2 separate regions of the Homo sapiens genome follow, and region 2 is linked to region 1. A link is an interaction called in ENCODE POLR2A ChIA-PET data of the cell type or tissue named here. Cell type or tissue: A673. All regions are shown on one strand. Each heading gives the region's core, and the rest is flanking DNA. Links, peaks and the distances in the headings are about the cores only.

Region 1 (5,380 bases), core at 153-5,152:
GTTATTTTAAAGAAAGAACAGAATGGAGAAGAATATAGCAATATCTTAGCAAGTAGCAAATATACCAATATCTTAACAAAATTAGTCTCTGTGAGATTATCAATGATGATTCTTTTCTTCTTTATCCTTTTCCAAGTTTCCAAATGAACATGTAATAATACCAAAATCATACAAAGTACTTTTTTGGAGAAAAAACAGAATTAGGTGAAGAGAGAAATTTGAAGAAAATAGTCTGTACTTGTGAATCCTAATACCAGTGGGTGAAAAAAAATCAAAGACATGAAACTTTTCAAATGACAAAGATCCTCTATTCTTTCAAAAGCCATGATAAGCCAGGAGGCACTATGAGAAGGTTTGATAAGTTGCACAGGAACATATATAAATCTAAAGAAGTCTATGGAGAAGTCATCATATTAGCAAAAACGCATCATTTGGTTGAGCTTTCCAGCTCAAATATCCTTCAAATACGTCAGTGAGAGACAATTGCAACAAAAAAAGAAAAAGAAAGAGGCAGTGCTAGGCAGCAAAGGAAGGTGGAATTTTTTCGTTATGTCAGGACCCATCAGTTCTGTAGTTCACCCAGGAATCTAAGGATTAAAGAACAATCCAATATAACTAGAAATTTACTGGCATCATATGTCCTTAAAAAGAATAAATACTGCAAAGAACAAACCAGGCCACAGAAAATGCTGTTCTCCTTCTGACTAAATATGGTCAAGTCTCATGAATCTGGGTTTCCACTCTTGGAAATGTTTGTTAAATCTGTGTGCACTGGGCTGAAGGCTCACTCTGAATTTTTTATTAGTGGTGGAAGTAGTAAGTTTTAAAAAGCTTTCAGAGACATACTTAACCCATTTAGATGATAAAATATTTTTAAAGCTTTCAGTGTATTATTTGGATATCAAATATTGAAAATTATCAAGTAATTTTTATATTCATTTATTCAAGAAAAACTCACTAAGTGCCAGCAATTGTGCCAGGTCCTGGGACACAAAGAAGCAAACACAACCCATGACCTCATGGAGCTCTTAGACTAATGACTGATAAACCTACAAACAGTTGCTATACAAGGTGTCCTTGGCTTGGGAGAGTGAAAAGGAAGTCAGAGAAGCCTGCAAAGAGAAGGTAACACTTGAGCAGAGTCTTGAAGGCTATGTAGGAGTTTTCTGGTTAGGAAAAGAGAGACATTCTAGGCAGAGAGGACAGCATGAGGCAGAGAGGCAGGAGAAAGGGAGATTATTTGGTAAATGGCAAGAGCTTCTGAGAGGATTAAGAATAGGATTCACCTGGTGGGGACAGGCCCTAAAGCAGATGGAAGCTCTTTATCCATGCTGGAGAAGTTCAGGCTTTATCCTAGATAGAATGAGGAGGTGTGTTGGTTACAACTCTGCTTTTAACCAAATAAACTGGCCTAAAAGTGAAAAAGATGACCTTCAGTGTTCAGAGAACTCAAGGGCTTTATATAGTCAGACTTAAAAAGAGGCTGAAATTGGTAACTGGAAAGCTAAAGAAACTCTCCTCCTCTCTCTTTTTTTTTCTTTCTTTTTTTTTTTTTTTTTTTTTTTTTTTAGACAAGGTCTCCCTCTGTTACCCAAACTGGAGTGCAGTGGCGTCATGTCGGCTCACTGCAATCTCCGCCTCCTAGGTTCAAGCGATTCTCCTGCCTCAGCCTCCCGAGTAGCTGGGACTACAGGTGCGCAGCATCACGACCAGCTAATTTTTTGTATTTTTAATTGAGATGGGGTTTTGCCATGTTGGTCAGGCTGGTCTTGAACTCCTGACCTCAAGCAATCCACCTGCCTCAGCCTCCCAAAGTGCTGGGATTACAGGTGTGATCGCCTCAATCTTTTATCTTGGTTTTTTTCCCCCCCCCTCTCCATATCCATTTTCTATTAACCTGTTCTTTTGGTCATAAGTGACAGAAATATAACTCAAAATAGTTTAAGCCAGAAAGGGATTTTTTTTACTCTCAAAGGGAAGTCTAGGCACATGCTATAGCAGGGGTTAACTTTGAGGACATTTCGCTATGTGAAATAAGCTAGTCACGAAATGACAAATATTGTATCACTCTACTTCTGTGAGGTACCTATAGTACATTCATAGAGACAAAAAGTAAAAGGGTGCTTGCCAGGGGCTGGGGCCAAGGAGGAATTGGGAAGTGTGGGAAGATGAAAATATTCCACAGATGGATGGTGGTGACAACTGCACAATAATGTGAAGATACCTAATGCCACAGAACTTTACACTTAAAAATGGTTAAAATAGTAAATGCTTTGTATAGGTTACCACAACTTTTTTTAAGTGAGGTGTCCAGAAGTATAATAAATACAACTCCAGGCACTGTTGGATGCAACAGTTCAAGTGCCTTCATGGGAATCTTGTCACTATTTTGTTCTTCTTTCCTCTTCATTTGCTTCATTTTCAAGAAGAATCTCTTTACGTGGTGGCAAAGATGGCCACCCTCATCTTAAATCATCTATATACCTCATGATTGTCGCCAAAAGAGAGTCTCTTGCCTGACAGTTCCAGCTAAAGCTCTGGGAATGGCTGATTGGCCTGGTGTTGGGTCATAAACCCACTCTTGAACTAATCACTGTAGCCAGAAATCAGAGTACACTGATTGGTCAAGCCTGAGTCATGTGTTCAACCTCAAGCCAATCACTGTAGTCAGGGGAGCAGAGTTCTCTGGCCATGCCTCCCTGATGGGAGTCCACCTGAACCGTGGACTGAGAATGAAAAGGGTGATTTCTCACAGAGATACTGGACAGTCAAAACATGTCCATCACAGCTTCTTCTTTCTTTCTCTATGGACCAGTTTTCTGTGTTTTCAGTCAGTATGGTAGAAGAAATATTGCTATGCCCAGCTCAAGTTTTACTTTCTCTCTATTCAAGAACACTAGAAGTCCCTGGGAGACTCTGACTAGTGAAGCTCATACAACTAACTGTGATGGTGGAGATGAGGATAGTCTTAAAGGTAACACGGTTGCAACAGACTCATCTATGCGAATATAAAGGTAAGTTACAGGGGCCATTAGGAGCAAGGCAGATATCTCAAAAGGTGTCTTTTACAACAGATGATAGACATGCTTTCAGGAAAGTGGTATGAGCACACTGTATGAAAATAGTTCTGGCTGCTAAATATTGGATAGGTTGGAGCAGGAAAATATGACAGCAGGAAGACTAATCATAGGGATGTTGCAAAAAGATGACTCAAATTTCTAGCTTAGGAGGATGAGAATGGTGATGTCATCCACTAAGAATGAGATTATGAAAGGAATGTGTGGTCCGGAGAGGGGTAGGAAGAAAAGGGTGATAAGTTTAGCTTCTGACGTGTTTCCTTCAAGATGCCTGTTGGACATTCAAGTGGAGAATTCTATTAAGCAGTGGAAAATAGAAGCTTAAAACCTGAGAAAGAGAATATGGCTGGGGACAGAGATTTGGCAAAAATTGGTATGTGGATTGATATTGAAGCCATGAAGTGTATGAGATTGCACATAGAGAGCACTGAGTATGGGCAGAAAAGAGAATAGAGGGCAAAACCTGCATTTATGGGGTTATGACAGGAGCCTCAGTACCCTGCCCAATGTGCTCAGCACTCACTGTTTCCAAGCATGCCAATGGCATCCTATTGTAACTCCATCCAAGGGCTTTCTCTCAAGTTGAGCTTGATGCAGGCCAGAAATGCCAGGGTAAACAGCCCTTAGCCAATGTTGATGGGACTCTTGTGGGACAACTCAAATGTGTTCCCCACCATCTCACAGAGGTCCCGGTGGGATCTAGCCGCAGTTGCTCACAGCAGTTACCTCCTCATTACTATACCCTGTACTTGCATCTTTCACTTCCCTGTCTCACTTCTCAATGGCTCCACTGGTGTGCCCTATGATCACCTCCCAGATAGATCACTCACACTCAAATCTTAGTTTCAACATCTGCTTCTGGGAGAACTCAAGAGCGCACAAAGAAGGATGCTCCAGGGAGAATGAGACCAAGAGGTCTGGAGATGGGAGTAAAACCAGGATAAATGATTTCCCTGGAGCAAGGAAAGAGAGAATTAGAGAGGAGCTGGGACTCCATTGAAAGTACTTGAGAAAGGCCGGGCGCGGTGGCTCACGCCTGTAATCCCAGCACTTTGGGAGGCCGAGGCGGGCGGATCACAAGGTCGGGAGACCGAGACCATCCTGGCTAACACGGTGAAACCCCATCTCTACTAAAAAATACAAAAAATTAGCCAGGCATGGTAGTGGGCGCCTGTAGTCCCAGCTACTCGGGAGGCTGAGGCAGGAGAATGGCGTGAACCCGGGAGGCGGAGCTTGCAGTGAGCTGAGATCGCGCCACTGCACTCCAGCCTGGGCAACAGAGCGAGACTCCATCTCAAAAAAAAAAAGAAAAAGAAAATACTTGAGAAGTAAGTCATATACCCTTAAAAGTAATAAAATTCTAAATCTATACATATCCAGTTCCCACAGTTTTTTTTCTAATATGGCAAGGACTTTCCTTGGATATTTCATGTTCAGAAAGACCATTTGTAAGAAAATAAGCCAAAATTATAATCTCCTGAAAAGGAAACCCCAAGGGCCCAGAACAGTGGCCTCTGATGCCTGAAGAGGCAGGGGGCCTGAGAGCAAAGCAGAGCCTTAAGCAGCCCTGTTTGGGATCCCTGTGTGTCCCCCACATGCGAAAGTGTCATGCAGGTGGTAACAAACACTTTGGCTTTGTGGAGGATCGATTCATTGCTGGCCCTGATTAACGACCTCCTATATTCATGCCCCTTGCCTGTAATTTCATTGTCCCCACCCACTATGACTCTGGCCAGGCCTTTGACTTGCTTTGGCCAATCAAATAGAGTGTAAGTGGTGTGCAAATTCCAACTCTAGGCTTCAAGAGGGCTTGCAGTGTTTGTGCTTGCTCTCTTAGATCCTTCTTCTGCCATGAGCTCAAGCCCAGGCTAACCTGTTGCAGTATGAGACCACATAAAACACTGCCAAGTCACCCCAGTTGTCCCAGCCAAGCCCTAGACATGTGAAGGAGTACAACCAAGATCAATAAAGATACCTAACTGACCACAGGTGCAGAGAAAGCCCAGCTCTGACTAAAAGAACTATCTAGTAAAGATAAAAGACTCATGAGCAACATTAATCATTATTGTTTTTGTGAATCTTAGTGAATTTTGAGATGAATTGTTACACAGCAGGAGCTAACTGAAATATAGGCTTCATGCTGAACAATGCTCAGTGAGTTACCTGAGCTGGATGCCTTTTGTGCATCTGGAAGGCAAGGCAAGTTACTTAGGGACAGTATTGGTCCATTCTCACACTGCTGTAAAGGTACTACCTGAGACTGGATAATTTATAAAGGAAAGAGATTTAATTGACTCACAGTT
Region 2 (5,380 bases), core at 314-5,313, 52 kb after region 1:
ATGACCTTGGCCTATATCGGGCCTCTGAGTAACTTGACTTCCAGAAGAAAAGGCCTGGGATCTTTCTCTATCAGATATAATTCAAAAGACAGGACGATCACCTCCTGTGCAGGTCATGTGGCATCAGGCTGTTACTGCACAGTGCTGTGGGTTAGGGGAAAGGAGGATAGGATCTGGCCCACTCTGTGGCTCCTCTGTCACTACAAACTCATCTTGATGGAAACCAAACTCGTTAACTTCAGTTCCTCTATTTCAATTACCTCTGATAGCTGATCAGTAACTGGGTTGTGTCAACTCACTTCCACAGTCACAAATATCCATCTCCCCCTACTCATTTCTACTTCCACTTAGCTAGGGCCCCTTCATCCTTCACCTGGGCTACTGAAATGACCTTCTAGGAGATGACCTCCTAGCAGCCAGTCTTTCCTTCCCCTGTCTGGCCTTCACATTGACCCAGTTGTCTTCCTAAAATACAAGCTGATTATGTCACTCTGCTGCTCAAAATCCTTCAATGGCTCCCCACTGCCTACAGAATAATGTTCAAACTCCTTCAATTGCCACTTGGATCCTCTAACAATGTAGTCCCAACTGACTTTTGTCACCTCACCTAGCGGCAAGCACCTTTCCCTCCTTCCCAACATAATGATCCTTGCTCCTTTCAGTCCAGATAAAATATTCCATTCTCTCCAAGCAAAATTAATTCTTCCATTCACAGCATTTCCACAACACACATCTTATATCTTAACTGAGCACTTCTTTATTCTGCCTTCATTATATGCGGCTGTTTTCATAGCAAACTGGCCCTGTAGATTGCAAACTCTCAGAAACAAGAAGCCTGCCTTATCCACCTTTGCTATCCTCCACGTTGCCCTGGGCATGACACACACTCAGGGTATTTCCATTAACTGCAAATGACACAAGTGAATCAAAGAAGTTTTGCATTGTGTTTAAATAGGTTCATATAGGTTTGGAGGCCATTGTGGTCAGGATCATGGTATGAAGCAGTTCTGGATGAGAAAATGGCTCTTAAGGAATTCACAGTATATTTGAGATAATATAGGTGAATGTCCAGACACTAAAAAGCCACAAAGTAATAGAAAGAAAAATAATGTTCTTCAAGCATGCATGCAAAATGAAGCAGAGATTGCACACAATTTATGCAGCACACAGAGGTATTTTCATGCCATGACTCTGAATCACACATTTGAGATTTAAAATACCTTCACCTTTGCTTGGGGGAACAGAGACTCTGAAAAGTCTTACTATTGCTGCATGTGACTGGTAGACTGTATCATCATAATCAGTCCACATAGGGGAGTCTCCCCAGGCAGCATAACCTACTGGTTATGAGCCAGACCACCTGAGTTCAAATCCCAGCATCACCATTTCCTAGCTGTGTGACTGAGCAATTAACTTCTCTGTGCCTCTTTTTGTTTCTCCTATAAATGCAGAGAATAACAAATGCCTGCCTCATTCGATCTTTAGAAGAATTAATATAGATAAAGGGCTTAGAACACAGTAAACTCTGCATCATCACTGAGGATTATTATTATTATTATAAATTTTTTTTTGAGACAGGGTCTCGCTCTGTTGCCCAGGCTGCAGTGCAGTGGTGCAATCTTGACTCACTGTGACCTCTGCCTCCCAGGTTCAAGCGATTCTCGTGCCTCAGCCTCCTGAGTAGCTGGGACTACAGGCATGTGCCACCATGCCTGGCTAATTTTTTGTATTTTAGCAGAGACGGGGTTCACCATGTTGCCCAGGCTGGTCTTGAACTCCCGAGCTCAGGCAATCCATCCATCTTGGCCTCCAAAAGTGCTAGGATTACAGGCATGAGCCACTGCGCCTGGCCATCACTAGAATTATTTTTAACTATACCTATGTTCTAGAGAGACAGAGGGTCAGACAGATTGTCCAGCTGATAAGCATTTGTATAATACCTAGTATTGAGGTACTGTTCTTTCCTTCTCATGTTTTCAGGATCTACTGTTTAATGGGAAGTGTCTTCTTTTTTTTTTAAGTGGCTACCATCTGTTAAGGGCTTACTCTTTTTCTGATTATATCAATGAATCTTGGATTCCAAAAAAACACAACATGGTAGCAAAGAGCTTAGGTCCTGGAGCCAGGCTGCCTGAATATTTTTGTAGGTGCCTCCATTATGTGACTTAACTTTTCCAGATCTCAGTTTCTTCATCTGGAAAAAGAGGTTAATAACAGTTTCTACCCCCTCCCACCAGTGTGAGAAGTAATGAGTTGGTGCATGTAAAATGCTTAGAACAGCACTTGGAGTGTTGTTAATCCTCAATAAATGCCTCTATTCCTATTTAATAAACAGGTACTCGGCACCTACTATGTGCCAGGCACTGTGCTAGGAGCTTGTGATCCAGCAGCAAAAAGGCAAAGTCCCTGCTTGCTGGAGATGTAGATACTATTATCATCATCATCAACCTCTAAACTGAGGCTTTGAGTGGTTAAATCTGCCTGAAGTAAGTGAACAGTGAACACGCTGGGGTTTGAATCCAGGCCAGGCTTAACCTCAGGACTATCCCTCTCCAACATGGAGCCCCTGGAGAAGGGAGGTGTTAGCTTTCACTCCCTCAGAACCCTAGAGACCCTGCTCAATGTCTGCAGAATTAGAATCTCAACCCCTTAGGTTGTCATTCCAGATACGTCAACCATGGTGCCAGTCATTGTCACACTCTGTCATATGGAAAGTAGCCCAAGGCAGATCCACAAGCAAGACAGAGCTGAGAACTGGACCATGGCTGAGCACTTGGCCTCACAGCCACCCAGCGCTAGGCTAACCATGACCTAGGATGTAGCCAGTGCAAAAACTGCCCAAGGAGGATAATGGTAACTTGTTACGCCAAACAGACTCAAAGTCTCCCTCTAGAGTGTAAACAGAGAGCTTCAGAGAGAAGCCACCCAACAGAAACCAGGAGCAGGAATAAGAAAGCATCAAGATGCAGAGGACGCAGGAGAAGCAGCATCTGCACGATGGGCAGAGGACAGAGGTGAGGATCTCACACCCCAGGGGCTGAGGGAGAGACCTCAGACCCAGGATGAGGAAGAATCCCATGGGATCCCTACTCATCTACAGCCCCCACACCCTGACAAGAAACCCCTATCCCCTGAGAGTCTCTGACCCAGCTGTGTGCAGCCATTCAAGACTCTCCAATCCCAACCCACCTGCCGTGGCTTCTCTTCTATTCCTGCTCCACACATAATGCTCCTGGGCCCCAAACAGGCTGTGTGCATGCCTGCTCACTCTTCCTCCCCACCCCAACCCTTCAAGGCCCAGTCACACTCACCCTCTGCCTGATGGAGAGACCTCCCAACATAACTCCAATCGCATTGTGACCCCGGTGCCTTCTAGCACATACCCAGTAAATGCTGGCTGGCCAACTGGCCTGATAATATGAAATATAATACAATAGGCCTATAATACAATAGACCTAGAGCAGTAGTTCTTTTTGTTTTATCCTTTATTTTTATTTTTTTGTTTCTCAAGTTCTATAGAGCAGTAGTTCTTAACCCCAAGCCCCAGGGGGCAATTCTGCTCCCCAGGGGATATTTGGCAATGTCTGGAGCCATTTTTGGTTGTCACAATTGGGGGCAGGGAATGTGCCAGTGGCACCTGGTGGGTAGAGTCCAGGGATGTGCTAAATGTTCTACAGTGCACGCGACAGCCCTCCACAACCACGAATTATCAGGCTCCAAATGCCAATAGTGCCGAGGTTGAGAGACTCAGGGCTAGAGTTTTAGAAAAACTTAAAAGAAATAAGATTTGGGTAATACAATTACAATAACAACACATTATTAGAAGTGGAATGGTTGAACTGTATTTTTCTGAGTGCTGCTCAAGATTTTAGATATATTACAGTGAACTCCCATCCCAAGCCCCATATTGATGCTGATTTGGATATAACGCGATCAACAATTGGCAGCAAACACCCCAGCCTTCCATTCACCTCTCCTTGGCAATAATGTGGCCCCTTATTTTACCAGGCAGAGTTGTTTGGACCCACTGATAGTATGACAGCAGCGTTTGATCGTCGTGCCACAGTGCTGGTGGAGACCATGAGCAAGCTAATGCCATTCTCGCCAGTCTGACCTTTTTTTTTTTTTTTTTTTTGAGGTCTCACTCTGTTGCCCAGGCTGGAGTGCAGTGGCGCAATCTTGGCTCACTGCAAGCTCCGCCTCCTGGGTTCACACCATTCTCTTGCCTCAGCCTCCCAAGTAGCTGGGACTACAGGCATCTGCCACCACACCAGGCTAATTTTTCGTATTTTTAGTAGAGACGGGGTTTCACCATGTTAGCCAGGATGGTCTCGATCTCCTGACCTCGTGATCCACCCACCTCGGCCTCCCAAAGTGCTGGGATTACAGGTGTGAGCCACCGTGCCCGGCCCAGTCTGACCATTTTTAATCCAGTCTGTGGGGCTGCGTTGACAGATTCTATTCAGCATTTTTTTTTTAACCTGAATGGCGTTTCTCCCTTCATGCTGGTTAAGAGCATAGGCTTTGGAGGTGGCCGTAGCCAGATTGCACTCTCCGTTCTGGGAGGGTTTGTTCCATCAACCACTGCACATTCAGTGCCTGGTAAGACAGGGTGCTCAGGAAGAACTTGGGGAATGAATGAACGTAGCAGTCATTCTCTGTTTCACCTCATTAAGCCTTAGTTTTCTTCTCTATAAGATGGAGCAAATAGCACCTAGGACATCAGGTTATTGCAAGAATGAAATGAAATTAGACCATGCATATCAAGCCGACAGCCCAGAACCAGACGCACAGCTCAGTAAGTGGCTGCCATCTCCATTTTCACAACTAGTGCAAGTCTGTGGCTCTTTCAGAATCCTGAAAGGTACCATGATTTTCTATCCTAATCCTCTGTTCTTCAAAGAATCACTATCAAGGCAGAGGAAGTTCTAAAGCACGGAGAATGGGGTGGGTTCATTTTTCTGAAACTAATTAAAAATCAGAAGTTCTGCCGTGATTTCCAATTAACTTTCCATTTTTCTGAAACTAATTAAAATCAGAAATCTGCCGCGATTTGTACTGTACTGTATAAGTTTGTGCTCATATGTGGGCTTCCTATTTTAAATTTTCATTTGATTATGTACATCTCAGTCTAGCAAAAGGAATGGATGAGGGCAAGTATCCTGTATTTTAAGATTTTCTCAGAATTTTCTACCTGTTACAGGTACCCAATATAATAAATAGTAAACAAACAAAGTGAACAAACTTAGGTTTTAGCTACTGGGTTTTCTAAGGGTGAAGTCTAGTTATATAAATATGATACAATTATCTACTTTTACTCTGGTTCACATTTAAACATAAAGCTATCAGAATGAAAGAGATTAACTGTGGCATCAACTCT

What was found. ChIA-PET counts read pairs that join two places held together with the same protein. Peaks named below come from ENCODE experiments on the same cell type or tissue, not always from the same donor. Only the 100,000 strongest peaks of a DNase experiment are listed, where the experiment ranks them.
Region 2: POLR2A ChIA-PET joins it to region 1 with 14 read pairs; 2 of 35 experiments call an interaction of 5 or more read pairs at or near these places.

What each region holds. Positions count from the first base shown.
Region 1 is chr11:32,134,229-32,139,608 of GRCh38, forward strand. It overlaps LOC107984322 (a long non-coding RNA gene), which reads left to right and starts at 2,608. Exons shown (of 2, transcript XR_001748165.2): 1 at 2,608-3,014. It also overlaps the pseudogene THEM7P. RefSeq lists an enhancer at 3,672-3,761. In A673, for the core only: no CTCF peak of the experiment used is centred there; a DNase peak (open chromatin) is centred at 3,253.
Region 2 is chr11:32,186,095-32,191,474 of GRCh38, forward strand. No RefSeq gene overlaps it. Among named protein-coding and RNA genes, the nearest start is that of SNORA88, 45 kb to the left of the region's middle. In A673, for the core only: a CTCF peak has its summit at 2,895; a DNase peak (open chromatin) is centred at 2,887; H3K27me3 peaks cover 1,753 bases.